Regions from separate parts of the Homo sapiens genome. Here regions 2 and 3 are each linked to region 1. Evidence: chromatin contacts called from ENCODE Hi-C or POLR2A ChIA-PET data. All regions are on one chromosome and are shown on one strand. Each heading gives the region's core, a stretch centred on a gene start or an enhancer-like site at or near the end of the contact. The rest is flanking DNA. Distances are from core to core; before and after follow the strand shown.

Region 1 (5,074 bases), core at 1,008-3,507:
TCCTACAGCCACGTTTCCTACAATGGGGCCCAGGGCTGGGCCGAGTCAGCCACGATCCCAGACACTAAGATTTGGTCAAAAGCAGGGCACTTAAGCTCACACTCAGAGACTTGGGTACAATTGTGCCCCTTCCAAACTAAGAAGGGCACGATGGCACCCACTGATGTCTCCTGGCAACGCCAAGACAGCCCACACTTCATCTTGTGCTCTGGCACCGCCACCACCCTCTCCCTCCCCACCAAACCTACACGCCAGATCGATCCCCCTTGCCAGGAGAGCCTCAAGCTGAGAGGAGGAAACAGAGGAGGGGGCGAGAGGCCAAGGGATCCGTGAGGCCACCTCTCTGGTCATCCGGGCCGGCCTCTGGCCCCCAGCGACCCTGGCCAAGCAGGACCAGCGGTGGGAAGGGGCACGGCAGCTATCGTCCGCAGGGGGTCAAATGATTGCATTTGGGTGGGTGCTCGCCGACATATTTGCTGAGTAAACCTCCCTCGCTGGGCTGAAGGCGAATCCCCGTTGATAAATCCATCATTACCGTTCGGATTCAGGGAGGCAGCCGCGCCACTAAATTCATCTTACATTCGTAGCGCTTTAATAGACATTTATGAAATGCTTTTAGAGAGAGGCATGGGGTGCGTGATTACATCCTAGTTATAGACAGAACATAAAGACCCACGTTAACACCCATTTGCAGGAAGGAAGGAAAAGGTGGGGAGGGGGTGGTAAGGCAGAGAGATGAAGTGAGGAGAGGCAAGGAGAGATGGGGCGGGCAGGGGCACGGTGTCTAGGCGTTATTAACGAGGGCTGCCTGGCGGGAGCCTCGGAAAGTGACAGGCTGCGGAGAGAAGTACTCGCTCCCCTCGCAGTTCCTGGGGCTTCCCTTCCCTTGCCCCCCACCCACAATCCCCCCGTGGTGGGCTCGTATTCTCTCTGCCAGGGAACAAGGGACGCCGCACTGCCTCCGCCGACCCTTCTGTCCCTCCAACCCCCACTGCTTCTTCACTTTATTCCAGGCCTCTCCAACTTCGACCCTTTGGAGTGGCCAAACCAGAAAGAGAAGGGAGGGAGTCCCCGCATGCCGAGGACCCCAAGAACTCCTTTAAAGCATCCTCTTCACCCCACCTCACCCCCAACCCAGAGAGCAACAGAGCTGGGCCAGGTTCCTGCAGCAGAAAGCAGACGCCCAGGCCACCGGGCGGAGTACATCTGCTTGCTCAGAGGGTTCCTTGGCCTGGCAGTCTTTGCGGAAGGACCCCCTGCTCTGCGCCAGGAGGAAGCCATGCCACTTTCGCGCCTTCCATCATCTCGTGCCTGGGAACTTGCCCTGGACTTGCCCCGCGCCCCCCGACCTCATCCTCAGGGAGCTGCTCCTGTAGGGATGCCTGGGCCTCCAAAGGGCCTAACGCCTTCCTGAGGGCCCCATTAGCTTCGCCTAGAAGCCCAGTCCCCGAGCTTTGCCGGCTCTGCGCGCGCTCTCACCGCGCCCTCGCTCCCCCGGGACGCAGCCACCGACCCGGGCCGGGACAGCAGCCGGCAGGACTCCGGGCCCTCCCTGGCTCTTGGTAAAGAACACTTCCGCTATCTCAAAGTTGCCATAAGAAAATAAATACAAGTGACATTGTACTGGGCCAAAGCTCATTAGTTCGTTGTCCAGGCCTAATAAAGGAACAGAAGCGCAAATTATAGAGTTCAGCTTCAACACACGCTCTGTCACCCGAGATCAGCGCACCGCGAGCCTGATTCCAATTGCTCCGAACTTGCAGCGCAGTTCGCCCCCCACCCCCTCCTCTCAAGCAGGAGGTTGGGTGGAAAAATATAGTTCCAAAGGGGGTAATGATCAAGCTTTTCCTCTCGGAAGCCTGCGCCACCTCATTTCCCATCAGTAATCCCAATAAAATTAACGTCGTGGCTGCAATTGAAAAGAGGAGGGCCCGCAACACTCCTGAAATAACACACTCTCCCCAGCAAAAGGTAAAAAGCAAAACGGCCCTTTGTTCAGCTAATTAACGAAGGCCCAACTCCGAAAGCAGATGTGTTTGCTTAGCTAATCACAAGCATGTTTCTTTCAAGGAACGTCATTTCGAGGGGGCCGCTCCGGGGGAGATGGGATAGAGGGACACCACCCCCCAGGCCCATTCTGCCTCGGGTCTCTCACCCCGGTCTAAGATCCAGAGGCTGAATCCAGGCAGCCCGTCTTTCACACCTTTCTTCCCCTCAGCCCTACCCCAGAGGCCCCATAGGCAGAGACTTCAGCGCTAGCCCCAAGGCCAAACCTGCAAGACACGAGGGGGAGAAAAATAAAAGTTTTAATGACACAGATGCCATATTAAATGAGGCAGTTTTACAATTCACTTTGAATAGGACGCTAACTTATTACAAGTGTGTTATCAGAAGGACGATAAGATTTACAACTCCAAGAGTCAGCTTTGCGCCTTAATGACAATGGATGTTAAGAGGAGGAAATCTGTTCTCTATTAGAGGAGATGAGAATCCCTTCCCGGGTTTGGGGGCATTTACAGAGGCCTCCAGGACAGATACCAAGCCCTTTGTGTCTCTGTATGAAAGATTCTCTCTTTCCCCTTTGGCTATGAAATAGGGTCTCCTTGTTGGGTTAGCACCTTGCTCAGCTTTTTACCGTGTGCTTGGGATAGAAAAAACAGAAGGAAAACGAGATAGAATTGGGGATGGAGATAGAGGTGGGGTGGGGAGCGGTTCTTAGCCCTCTGGTTCCTCCAGTAGTACTACTTCCCGGTCTTTCTTTACCATACAAAAAATAGCTTTCCCCTAAACCAACACAGTAAGCAAACTTTAAAAAACTGAGGTCCTATTACAAACCAACGCCCAGCACTAACTGCTTTAAAATTACTGCATAATTAGATTTAGTTGAATTTCACCATTAATTAGGCAGCCGCACTGCAGGGAGCCTTTGAAATCTGAGAAAATGGGAAAAATCATCTGAAGCACGTTTTTTAAGCCCAACTTCAATAAATCTTGACGAGGCCTGGAATTCAGAGAGTATCCCAGGCGGCTGAGGGAGAGGGTTGTCCAGGCCGGGGCTGGGGATGGAGCTGGACGTGGCGGGGCGATATCCCATCCGCCCGAGAAGGGAGCCTGGGCCCGGATCCACTATCTCTGCAGAGGCCCTCAGAAGACCCTCTCTAGGAGGCCAGGTCTGTCCCACGGCCGCCCTTGCCCACTCTCAAACCTATTAGAGAAAGAGGGTCCTCCGCTGCAGTCGCTCTCCTGCCAGGGGCACAGTCCACGCGGGCTCACACATTTCTAGGGTCTGCGACCACCCGCCTGGAACCGGCCCTCAGCCCCTGCTAGACCCTCCCACCCCCCAATCAACCCTCCGCCCGGAAAGCCTCCTTTCCCACAACTTGGGCGTGCAAAAGCAGCAAGTTCTGCCCAAGTCCAGCGGGGTTCGCATTCCGCCCTCCCCACCGCGCCCCAGCTCCGCTCGGGCCCGCGCAAACCCCGGCGCAGCCCCTGCATTAATGAGCGCGAGAACTGACCGAGGTCTGTAAAGACCGTCCTCTTCCCATCCCCCTATACCATTCAAACATTTAAGATCATTTGCGGATACAGACTTTTTATTTTTCTAATTTGGTTCTTGGAAGGAGAGGGGACAGGAAATCAACTCTCCTGAATATGGGAGGGGGAGGGGAGAAGGTACAGCGTTACCAATATTTTCCTTACGAATTCTGTTGCTTTAATTAAAGAACCGAGGACCGGACTCACTTGCCAGCAAGAGTTTAAAAAAGGGTTTTCTGCCTGCAGACGGAATGGCCTTTAGCGCCCCCCGCCCTCCTTTTTTTCTTTTTGGTAACCAATGTGTTTTCTATTACCCGGCCCTGCCGAGCCTGGCAGCCCGGCGCTCGCGGTGCAGTGGGAGACGCCATGTTGGCTCAGCTCATAGGACCAAGTCAAAAGCGAGATTCGAGGCAGAGTTTCACACGCTCGAGCTCCCCCTGACCGCCCCCCGCCCCCGCCCTCGCCCCCCCCGCCTGTCGCCGCTTAATGCACATCCCAGGAGTGCAGCTCCGCGCGCCCGGCACCCCGGACTTTCCCGGGGCGCTGGCGGAATTCTGCCGCACGTAAGTGGGGGCGGGGGCTGGGGGGCAGGCACTTTCCCGTAGCAGCTGCCAACTCCAGGCCCCCGTCCCTGCAGCCGGCTAGAGGCTAAGCCTCGGACGTCGCCCGCTAACTTTGAGCCCCAGCTCCTCGCGGCCCAGGGAGAGCTAATGGTGAAAGGCCGAGGCAGGGCGACCGCGAGCCGAGCGAGCAGGCTGGAATCCCCCCCGGGCTCAATCTTCCCCCAGGTTTGTTTGAAAGTGGCGAGAAGCAGCGAGCGCCCCTCTCTCTCCTTGCACTATTGTTGCATTTCGCGTCTAACTGGGTTCTCTCACACCCCCGAGCGCCACGAGGAGGAGGGGGAGCGGGGTTGGGAAAAGAAATAAAGCGAGCTCAGATCAGATGAAAAAAAAAAAAAAAAAAAAACCCAGCAAGGAAAAAGAGACACTTAAAGGGAAAGAGTCGCCATGTTTAGCAGCTTTTTTAAAGATCTCGTCAATTTCACACAGAACGCGCTCGCTGGGTCCCAGCCCTCGTCTTTTGTCCAATTCAGTCGCAGCAAAGATCTTTTGTTCTAACTCAGCGTGAAAAGAAAAACTTTCTTTAAATGCAATAAACTTAAACCGAACTCAAGACTCTAAACAGATCCTCCTCCGGCCACTCTAAACATATACAAGGGGGTTTGTTTTAACCGGTTGAAAAATTTTGGGTCCTGTTTTTCTGCCTCGCAGACCCCAAGCTCATTGCTTAAACTTAAGAGTGCGAGAGAGATTTCCAACGTCTAGAACACATGCTTAAAGCATAATAAAACAGGGATTGTCTTTTGCTTTGAAAATCATAAATTATAATTTAATGCCAATAATAATTTACAACAAATGGCTGTTTACAATAAACTAACACAAAACAAACAAGGAAAAGGGCCTGTGTTTTACTTATTAGAGAAACTTCACACACTCACATGGATAGCACTTGCAAGAGGAAGAAAATCAACAACAACCGA
Region 2 (5,074 bases), core at 1,931-4,430, 370 kb after region 1:
TCTGTGGGGAGTTTCCAGTTGAAGATAGGTCACAGCCCCTACTGAGTTCCAGCCAGCAGGAAGGAGATAGAGGCATGGAGGAGGCAACGACCCAAGGCCCAGGCTGGGAAATGGCACACATTACTTCTTCTCATATTCTTTGGCCATAAGTCAGTCATATGACCACATCTAACTGCAAGGGAGGCAAGGAAATGTGGTTTATCCATATGACCCAGAAGTAGGGAAGGATAGATTTTTGTGGGCAACTAGCAATCTTCATCCAACTGATTTGTTAAATGTCTTTGTAGCTGTAAACTGACTCTCCATGCCTGGGCCCTGAAGCTTCATGGCCATAAGATTTCATGCTTCGTGTTAAGAAAGAATATCTGTCTACGTGCAAATGAATAAACTGTCTGATATCAAATAATCTTCTGTCTTTAGCCTTTCTTATCTTCCTTTAAAAATGATCATAAACTTTCCTACTTAAACTGTCAGGCTTTATTTTCCTCCTATATGAGGAAAAGTTCCTGTACATTAACTTCATCTTATTTCTTTGTTTAATTAGACAGTCTCTATTTGGCATAACCCAAGCCTGATTTAAATTTCTTTTTTTTCCCTCATCTATTGTCTCTCTTATGGCCTTTTGTAGAAACTGTACTAATTTAGTGAATCTTTTATCTTGATCAGCCTCATCAAGCAAAGAAGTTACTTTTTTTTTTTTGGAAGTGTTTGTGAAAATTCTTTTGTATAGCTACTTCCTCTTAGGGGTTGGTCTTTTGTGCTTCTTACTTAATTCCATGGCTGTCAGTTCTAACTAAGGATGCTCCCAGTAGTGATGCTGGTGTAAGAGACAGTGTCTGCTTCTTTGGAACAAATGAATTTTAAAGATCCTCGTGGAGCACCTTAATGTCCCTCTGCTCAATCTCTTAAGAACCCACTTTTGTATCTATTAAATCTATCAACAGCCCTGGTGTTTGCGGGGGACAGGCTCTGTTTTCTTGATAAATTCATGAACACACTTTATTGTTTGGCTTTTTCTTAATCTTAGGTATAGATTTTCCTAGAAAAAAAAACCTAGGATGGTTCTGCCTACCTCCTCCTTGCAAGACAGAAGTATCATCAGCGTGCTGTTTTCAGTTTTATTGGTAGATCTCTCACAATGTGCTCTAATCTTTGAAACTGGGAAGGGAAAAGGAACCTCCCTGCTGAATTCCCCTCACAGCCCCTCTGCTGCGGGGCCCTGAGGCTCTGGAACCAGGCAGGGGTCGGGGGAGCGCAGTCTTTAGCTGTGCTCCTGCCCACTCATTACTTCCTCTATGAACCACAGCAGAGTTATGCTTGGACAATTTGCCCTGTTGTTCTCCACTCTTCATTGCCTTTTGCACCAGTCAGAACAAAACGCTGAGTCTCCCATGGATCAGAAAGAAGGGGAAAAAGGGGGCTTATCCATTCTCACCCATACACACCACACACACACACACATACACACCACGCACACACACACGAAAATATAATGCCTGTTTTCAAGCACCAGTTATGTACTAAGCACTTTGTATATACTGTATGCAAATTTCTCTTCATCCTTATAAACTAGCTGTTAGTTATTATCTCCTTTGTGCTCATTTGATCACTGAGCTTCAAGGGCCATACAAGCAGGCTCAGCTGACCTGACAGGACCTTGGGCAGAGAGGGCTGTCAAGAAGGTCCCCAATTCAGCCTTCTGCTGCCTTCTACATCTTGCAGCACATTTGCCCCTTTGAGATAACTGAAATTTTTTGAGCCTTCTGCTACTTGAGAAGATATGCTCCCTGGAGTTTCTATCCTTTGCAAAATCCTGGGCAACCTTGTCCGTTCTTCTGTCTCCCAAATCTGGACCTAGAATCCCTAACATCTCACCTAAGCTCGTGATGGGCATATCCAGGGACTTCTAAATTCATCTTCTGGCTATTCATGAAGAGTTAGCATCCTCTTTGCCCCACTCCACCCGCAACACACATATACATTCTTTATCTGCTATTATTCCCTGACATTTAAGACAGAAACCAGGAGTCACCCTCAGTTCATCTCTCCCCTCTAGTCTCCCATCTAACTGATCAGTGTGTCTTGCAGGACTGACGAGGGCAAAGCTGGGCCTCAGTGCTCCCGATACTCAGGCCCCAGTGGCCTCTTTTTGGAACAATTGTTTTGGACTCTTTCACTGACTCCTCTGCCTTAGGTCTCACTGGCTTTGATCCCGCTTTTCTATGGTGGCCAGAGGGACCTTTCTAAGATGCAGAACTAACCAGACCACTCTCTAAACAGAAAATTAAGAAACCCTGCAGAGAGCAAGTCCAGGCCCAGTCCTGCAGCATTGAGGCCTGCCTCCTCTCCGTCGCACTTTTATCTTGCAGTCTGATCTCCAAGCCCCACTCCCTTTGGAATATGCTAGGGGCTCAAGTGGTGTGAATGTCCCCAACCTCCAGGCTGCTGGTCTAGTTGTATGAGATACTCTCATTGCGTACAGTGCCCATATCCTTACAGTTAAAGCCTGTTTAAGACAACCCTGCCTTTCCTGCCATAACCTCACACTGACTAGAGACACACGCAAATGGGCAGGCATGCGTGCCCCCCACCCTGCCAAACACAAGGCAAGCCAGGCGTGCTTCTCTTTAACCATTATAAAGATGAATTTGTCTGCCCTCTCTTTCTTTGAAGAAGTCATCTCCTTGAGGACAGGCATTGTGTCTCTCTTCCAGTTGTCTCCAGCCCCTTGCCCAGGCACCTCCAGGATCATATTTGTTGCGTGGTTGATTTGTCCACTGCCAGATGTTCAGGAGCATGTGTTTCTTTGTGGAAGCTCTGCACTGCCACAGCCTACTGTGGTGCAGAGTCAGTGACTAATAAATGCTGGAATGAGGAGAAGTCATCCCGGCCTCCTCACTTCTCCTTCTTCACAGAAGGACTTCGCTGGCTATTCAAGTCCTGCCCTTCCTCCAGCAGAAACGTTCCTCTCTAATCGCTCTGTTGCAGATAGGTTTTTCTCAGCAGCTGGATGGTTCTGGCTATCTTGAGTCAATTTTCATTCTTGCAACACAGAGGATTTTTGAAAACACTTTCAGAACTTGGGAGCAGCGAGAAGCAGACAGTGCATGATTGCATTGGGACTCAAGAGCAAACCTCAGCTTCCTGGCTGTGGCCATGTGCCAGGCACTGGCGCTAGTGAAGACAGAAAAGTCTTTTGAAGTGCTGCAGATTTAAACCAGGGAATCAGTTAACATCTCCCCAAGCAGCCAGTAGTGGGAACAAGAAGTGTATTTGATAATGGAGAGATGCTGGGAGAATGGCTGAGTCTGTGCTTCCCTTGTGATAAAGGATGCTACAGAGCAGAAATTAAAACGAGAGGACTAGGGGGTGGCAAAGCTGCTCTCATTACAAGAGCGGCAGGCATGGGGTTATTGTGTAGGAAGAAATCGGGCATGAGATTGGAGGGCCTTATGAAGGCTTGCACGGGTATTTCCTTGTTGGTACTTGTGATGGAAATCCAGTTGCTAGCAGAGTTGTAATAGAAAGTGCCTCTCCTGGATTCCTTGATTCCTCGTGATGAATTTTTAGGTAACCGTGAGGAAGAGAGCAGGCAGCACCAGCCCTGAGGGATGGGCACCCCTTTGCTTATGTTCTTCAATTTCATCATACTTTCCTTTCACAGTATCAGTACTGTTCGTGTGCGTGCGTCCATACAGGCAGCAGTGGAAAACGGAAAGCGTATGGACTTCAAGTTTGAATTCACACCAGAGTTGAAATACAGTTCTTTCTCATATGTGCAACACTAAACAAATTGTTTCACTTCTTTGAAGCTAAATGTCCTACTATGTTAAATAGAAAAACTATTACTGAACTCATAGGGTTATGATAAAGATAAAACAATATATTATGAATGCTCTCAGCTCTGGCCAAACTTGTCAACTGTAAATCTGAAGTTTTCATCATATGTTATTTGTATTTAGAATGCTTGGAGTTCTTAAACATCTTTCTAGCCTCTTTTCATCTGAATACAGGTACATTAAAAAAAAATACTGCCAGGGCCAGGCGCGATGGCTGACTCCTGTAATCCCGGCACTTTGGGAGGCCGAGGTGGGTGGATCACCTGAGGTCAGGAGTTCGAGACCAGCCTGGCCAACATGGGGAAACCCCGTCTGTACTAAAAATACAAAAATTAGCCACACGTGGTAGTTGGCGCCTGTAGTCTCAGCTACTCGGGAAGCTGAGGCAGGAGAATCGCTTGAACCTGGGAGACGGAGGTTGCATTGAGCCGAGATCGCGCCACTACACTCCAGCCTGGGTGACAAGAGCAAAACTCCATCTCAAAAAAAAAAAAAAAAAACGAGCAAAAAAACCCCAACAAACTGCCAGGTGTCCATGATTTACAACCAGAGATTACCACGAAGCCTTTTTATAACAGCCCAAGCAAATCAAATCCAATGTGATCATATTAAAATAAAATAATACATTTGTAGTATGGCCCAATAAGCTATCAGAGTGATGGAAACACTCCACAGATCTATTAGCTGTTGATTATTAGAATTATTAGTAAGTGGTTTAATGCATTAATGTAAAATTAAAACCATTTTCTTTATTTTTGGAGGGAAAATTTGACCAAAAAACCTATGAGGAAGTGTTCCATTACCATTTTGTACCAGCCTAACTGAAATGTCACTGCCTATGTCCACTGATTAAACAAATGCTGAAATGGAAGTAAGCAGTTTTCTTCTAATGATGTAGAAATTCCCCCCACGAATCCAGGTGTCACTGCCTAAAGATCAAGTGACTAATTGCAGTGGATACTAGTGGGCCAGGACCATAGCCTAGAAACGTCATGCTGCCAGGGCTCACATGACCTTAAGGGAAAGACCCAAGACTGTCACCAATAAGACTCACATGTTTGCAGATCTTAATGGAAAAACCATGTTCTAAACTAATTAATTCCCTGTTTGTATAATACAGTCACACTTAGCGTACTGTGTGCTCTTTGTAATCTAATTTCTGTTGAATTGCTTTTTACAATCTGCTCAAAATGTGTTTATAACAGAGAATCATTATAAGAATAACTTCTTTTCCC
Region 3 (5,074 bases), core at 1,845-4,344, 280 kb after region 1:
ATATATATAAAATGAACTTCAGATACTAACATTTGGAAGCAATCCTTTAACATTCTTAGACAGAAAAGGAAGAGAATATGTTTATGGCATTATGATAGGAAATAATTTTTAAACATATAAAAAGTGCAAATCATAAGTCTATTAATACATTTGATTAAATCAAATTCGATCTATTCTATTAAAATTCTTTTCTTTGGTTGCATATACCCTAAAATATTTTTAAAATCCTACATCCTGGATAACATATTTTAATACTTACAAAAGAGTTCATATTCTGAACATAGAAGTTCTACATGTTTATCAAAGACAAATAGTCAAAGAGAAAAATGAGCAGAGGTTAGGAAAGACCAGTCACAAAAGAGGAAACTTGAATCAACAATAAATGTTTGAAAAAAAATTCATCCCTCTTTCATACTTTGATATTAGGGAAATACAAATTAAAAGGATGAAGACAGAGTGTTTCCAACCCATCAGAATGGCAAAAAAAAAAAAAAAGCAAACAACAACAAAAAAATCCGATAACACCAAATAACACCAAATATTGGGGAAAATGTGAGGAAAATGGAGCTTCATACACTACTGTAAGGGCTGTAAATTAGAACAAACACTCTGGAGAATGACTTTGACTCCGTAATATGTAACAAAGCAGAAGATGTTCATCCACTATCACCAGCAATTGTACTTCCTTACTGTATTAGTCTGTTTTCATGCTGCTGATAAAGATATACCCGGGACTGGGAAGAAAAAGATGTTTAATTGAACTTACAGTTTCACGTGGCTGGGGAGGCCTCAGAATCATGGCGGGAGGTGAAAGGCACATCTTACATGGCGGCAGCAAGAGAAAATGAGGAAGATGCAAAAGTGAAAACCCCTTACAAAACCATCAGATCTTGTGAGGCTTATTTGCTACCACCAGAACAGTATGGGGGAAATCACATACTGACTAAAATTATTCCCACCGCATCCCTCCCACAACATGTGGGAATTATGGGAGTACAATTCAAGATGAGATTTGGGTGGGGACACAGAGCCAAACCATATATCACTTATATGTACCGTAGAGAAAACTATCCCATCATAGCTTATGAGTGAATAACTGGAAACAACCTAAATGTATGTCAATAGAGGAATTAATGAATATGGTATATTCCTGCAAGTAATACTGTGCAGCAGTTAGAATTAATAAGATATGTCTCTCAGTAGTTTATTGGCCTGCCATGGTCTGCATTCTCCCCTCCATCCTTTTACTATTAGTACATTGGCATCCTTTGGAGAATTTGCACTTGTGGTTCCCTCTCCCAGGAAGATTCTTTCCTCAGAGATTGTTCTGGCTCATTTCTGTGCTTTGTTTTGTTTTCTGTTCTTATGTCATCTCCTTGGAAAGCCCTTGTGTGAAAATGCTATAGAACATTGCACCTCCCCCATTCTCATCAACCCATGACCTCCTAAATTTGTTCCCAGGTCTTCTTTTTGCCCTGCAAGATTACAAGCTGCACGGGGGACAGCACTTTGTTTTGTTCAGTAAAGCATCTGAGTGATGCTGGATGTATTTGTTGAAGTGATACATAGACACCTGCACACATTTGAAAGTTTATGTGCTCCCTTCACCTGCTCCTGGTACTCCCCCTCACTTAGACTGCCTTGTAGAAATGGACCCAGGAGATCCTTCTTCCTACTGCACATCTTCTCACAGTACTAGAAAAGCAAGAGGAACGAAGAGCACAAGGGCAGCCTGTGAAAGTCTCCAACCTCCTTACTTCCTCACAGCTTGCTCTCCTGGACCCTTCCACGAGGCTCCAGTGGGTGTGGATGAGTGTTCTATCCAGGACAAGGATTGTGTCTAGCTGGGGAGCACTGGAGGTTCCCTTCTCTGTGAGATGCCTGGCTAATGATACTTCAGCACCGCAAAATAAAAAGCCTGTGCTCAGATCCCAGTGAATTTATCTGCCTCTTCTTGGACTTTTTGCAATATCATTTATGTTGGAAAAGATGATTTAAAGCCACCATCTAGCATAATGTTTACCTCCCAAGGGTTGGAAATGGAGGGTTGTTAAGTCCTCCAGACAAGGTGATGTTCAACTGCTGCTCTTCTGGGAGGGGATGTCATTTAGTGGACTGCACGGTGCTGATGTAAACTGCATCCTGGGAGCCCAAAAGCCTTCAGTACCTCTCTACTGACCTGGGGTTTACCTTGTCTTCTCTGGGATAGGCTGGAAATTTGATCTTCTCACTTCCTTAAATTATATAGCTAAATTTTTCTTGAATTACTTGTGTTAGTGGAAAGACTACAGGCTTTGGAATCAGGTAGAACTGGGTTTGAATCATGGCCACATTACTTCCTAGCCACTCGACCTTGGGCAGGTTATTTAATTTCCCTTGATCCTCTCTTTCTTCCCCTAAGTTAGAGGGGTCATAATATGTCTTCTGTCTTTGGGTTTGGGTGTTGATACAATGAAATAGTAGATGAAAAGCACCATACTGCTCTAATGCGGATAGACAAAAAGCATATACTCTGGCCTGGCTTAAATCCTACCTCTCTCTGTGGGGGTATTAATAATAAGTTTCCTTGTTGTTGTTTTTGAGACAGGGTCTCACTCTGTTGCCCGGGCTGGAGTGTAGTGGCACAATCAAAGCTCACTGCAGCCTTGACCTCCCAGGCTCAAGTGATCCTCCTGCCTCAGCCTCCTAAATAACAAGGACTATAGGCATGCACCACCATGCAAGGCTAATTTTTTATTATTTTGTAGAGACTGGGATCTCCCTATGGCACCCAGGCTGGACTTGAACTCCTGGGCTAAAGTGATCCTCTGGCCTCAGCCTCCCAAAGTTCTGAGATTACAGGCCGGAGCCGCCTTGACCAGCAATAATTATTTTTGGTACAAATCACACATGACTACATTTTACTGAATTTCTTTTTTTTCCCACTAGCCTGGCACTGTGAGTACTTTGTCTTTCCCCATTTAGCTTAGTGGGGCAAAGAAAGTAACCAGTGATGGTAATAATGGATACTGCTCACGTCTTCATGGAAATCCCCTTGTAACCAAATAACTTCCTTCCAGCCGCATGTGTGAGCTAAATTTACTGAGTAAAAGAAGAACTAAGAATGAAGCAAGATGGGAGGAGATTCTGCCTTTGGATATTGAAAATCTTGACCTGGAAGAGTCTGAAACAAAAATTCAGCATTTAACTCTTCATTTTGAGAGAATTTACCCTGGCCGGCATTCAGAATCATATTGATATACTTCTACTAAACATCAACACATCTGAAGACCCCTAATCCAAAATGATCACCTAATGTAAATGAAAGACACCAGACAAAGCTTACTTCATTTTGATAAATAAGGACACCCTCAGTCATTAAAGGTTAATTTGAAATTGAAAAAGAAAAGCCTTTCCCCACCTCCCCGTGTTTCAGAGTCTGTACGAAGAATGATCATGTTTACTGTGTTCTTTAACTGGTTGTGTTCTCTTTTTACGTGAAATCTTCTCTGCTTGCTCTTCTGCCAGCCAGTGCAGTGAGGCAAGGGAAACACACACAGGCTTAGGGGAGCTGGACCTGGGTTCAAGTCATGACCCTGACACTTAATAGATGTGTGACACCACCTACCTTCACTCATGTCGCAGCTTAGGAAACTGAGGCCCAGAGAAGTTAATACTGGTCTTGGGAAAGTCTTCAAGGGATGGCCGGGCACGGTGGCTCATGCCTGTAATCCCAGCACTTTGGAAGGCTGAGGTGGGCAGATCACGAGGTCAGGAGTTCAAGACCAGCCTGACCAACATGGTGAAACCCCGTCTCTACTAAAAATACAAAAATTAGCTGGGAGTGGTGGCTGGCGCCAGTAATCTCAGCTACTCAGGAGGCTGAGGCAGGAGAATTGCTTGAACAGGAGGTGGAGGTTGTGGTGAGTGTTGTGAGCCAAGATTGCGCCACTGCATTCCAGCCTGGGCAACAGAGCAAGACTCCATCTCAAAGAAAAAAAAAAGTCTACAGGGTATTAAACCAGATAATAGATAATGTCTATAAAAGGTCTTGGTTGTAAGAGACTCCAAATAAATAGCTGCTGCTATTATTATTACTGCTCTTATCTACTCTTCTTCTTTCAGAAAACAATTGTGGAGGGTGTCACTCTCTGCCTCTCTAAATATTAAGAAGCTAAGCAATGTAAACAGTCTAGTTCTAATACACTGTGCCGAGAACTGTGGATGCGCCAGAAATTAGAGATTTTAGTAATTTATTGTTTTTAAGTGTTCTTGCGGGGTACATCAACATAGCTTTAGCTTGGTAAACAGGTTGGTTAACTTGTTTAACTCCCCAATCTTTATTCGTGGTTACTGCCATCCCTTGGACTTCTGACTTCAACTTGCTGTTTTCCACTTTCATACTTTTATATAGAAAATGTTCTCCTTTTGGCCAGGCACGGTGGCTCATGCCTGTAATCCCAGCACTTTGGGAGGCCAAGGCAGGCGAATCACCTGAGGTCGGGAGGTCGAGACCAGCCTGACTAACATGGAGAAACCCCGTCTCTACTAAAAATACAAAATGAGCCAGGCGTGGTGGCACATGCCTGTAATCCCAGCTACTAGGGAGGCTGAGGCAGGATAATCGCTTGAATCTGGGAGGCAGAGGTTGCGGTGAGCCGAGATTGCGCCATTGCACTCCAGCCTGGGCAACAAGAGTGAAACTCCGTCCCCCCCAAAAAAAAAAAAAAGAAAAAGGAAATGTCCTCCTTTTTCAGGCAGTTCAGGTTCTTTATCTACAGATACTGAAATCTAATCTTCTGAAGATAGTTTTCCGTGATGTAATCATTGTTCCTGTACAGTGGTTGTCAACTGGGGGTGGTTTTGCCTTGTAGGGGACATTTTTGGTTGTCACAAAGGAGAGAGGGCATTGCTTATGGCATCTCATGGGTGGAGGCTAGAGAAACTGCCAAGCATCCTGCAGTGCATAGGACAGCCCCCCAACAAAGAATCATCCATCTTCCAACTTTAGTAGTGTGGCGGTCGAGAAGTCCCCAGCTAGAGTGACCCCAGACTTTTTCAAGCAACCTCAGACATTTTGGGGAATGAAAAAAAA

Evidence for each region. A loop is a pair of places that touch in the nucleus more often than their neighbours do. ChIA-PET counts read pairs that join two places held with the same protein, here RNA polymerase II (POLR2A). Pooled maps may share reads with other maps.
Region 2: a map of GM12878 shows a loop between it and region 1 (2.6-fold over the local background). The contact joins the enhancer-like site here to the promoter of SCDAL in region 1. A Hi-C loop is called at or near these places in 1 of 168 maps with a recorded cell type or tissue (GM12878), 9 of 37 single-sample maps with no recorded cell type and 5 of 50 pooled maps. POLR2A ChIA-PET finds 5 or more read pairs at or near these places in 1 of 52 experiments (H1).
Region 3: a loop to region 1 is called in a map of naive thymus-derived CD4-positive, alpha-beta T cell, with 4 times the contacts of the local background. The contact joins the enhancer-like site here to the promoter of SCDAL in region 1. A Hi-C loop is called at or near these places in 7 of 168 maps with a recorded cell type or tissue (Caco-2, GM12878, PC-9 and 4 more), 14 of 37 single-sample maps with no recorded cell type and 14 of 50 pooled maps. POLR2A ChIA-PET finds 5 or more read pairs at or near these places in 5 of 52 experiments (AG04449, BJ, GM12878 and 2 more).

The regions. Positions count from the first base shown.
Region 1 is chr15:96,340,080-96,345,153 of GRCh38, reverse strand. It overlaps SCDAL (stem cell derived angiogenic lncRNA), which reads right to left and starts at 2,257. Exons shown (of 2, transcript NR_198964.1): 1 at 2,156-2,257; 2 at 1-589. It overlaps NR2F2 (nuclear receptor subfamily 2 group F member 2), which reads right to left. Exons shown (of 3, transcript NM_021005.4): 3 at 4,896-5,074. RefSeq lists enhancers at 2,754-3,273, 3,274-3,794, 3,795-4,314 and a silencer at 4,060-4,354.
Region 2 is chr15:95,970,282-95,975,355 of GRCh38, reverse strand. No RefSeq gene overlaps it. Among named protein-coding and RNA genes, the nearest start is that of NR2F2-AS1, 350 kb to the left of the region's middle. Within about 2 kb of position 3,180, at least 4 of the 41 ENCODE cell types and tissues checked have a DNase peak (open chromatin) inside an H3K27ac peak, as active enhancers do; they include GM12878, where a contact is called at or near this core.
Region 3 is chr15:96,056,556-96,061,629 of GRCh38, reverse strand. All of the region lies in intron 1 of LOC112268156 (a long non-coding RNA gene), which reads right to left. Among named protein-coding and RNA genes, the nearest start is that of NR2F2-AS1, 270 kb to the left of the region's middle. Within about 2 kb of position 3,094, at least 3 of the 41 ENCODE cell types and tissues checked have a DNase peak (open chromatin) inside an H3K27ac peak, as active enhancers do; they include GM12878, where a contact is called at or near this core.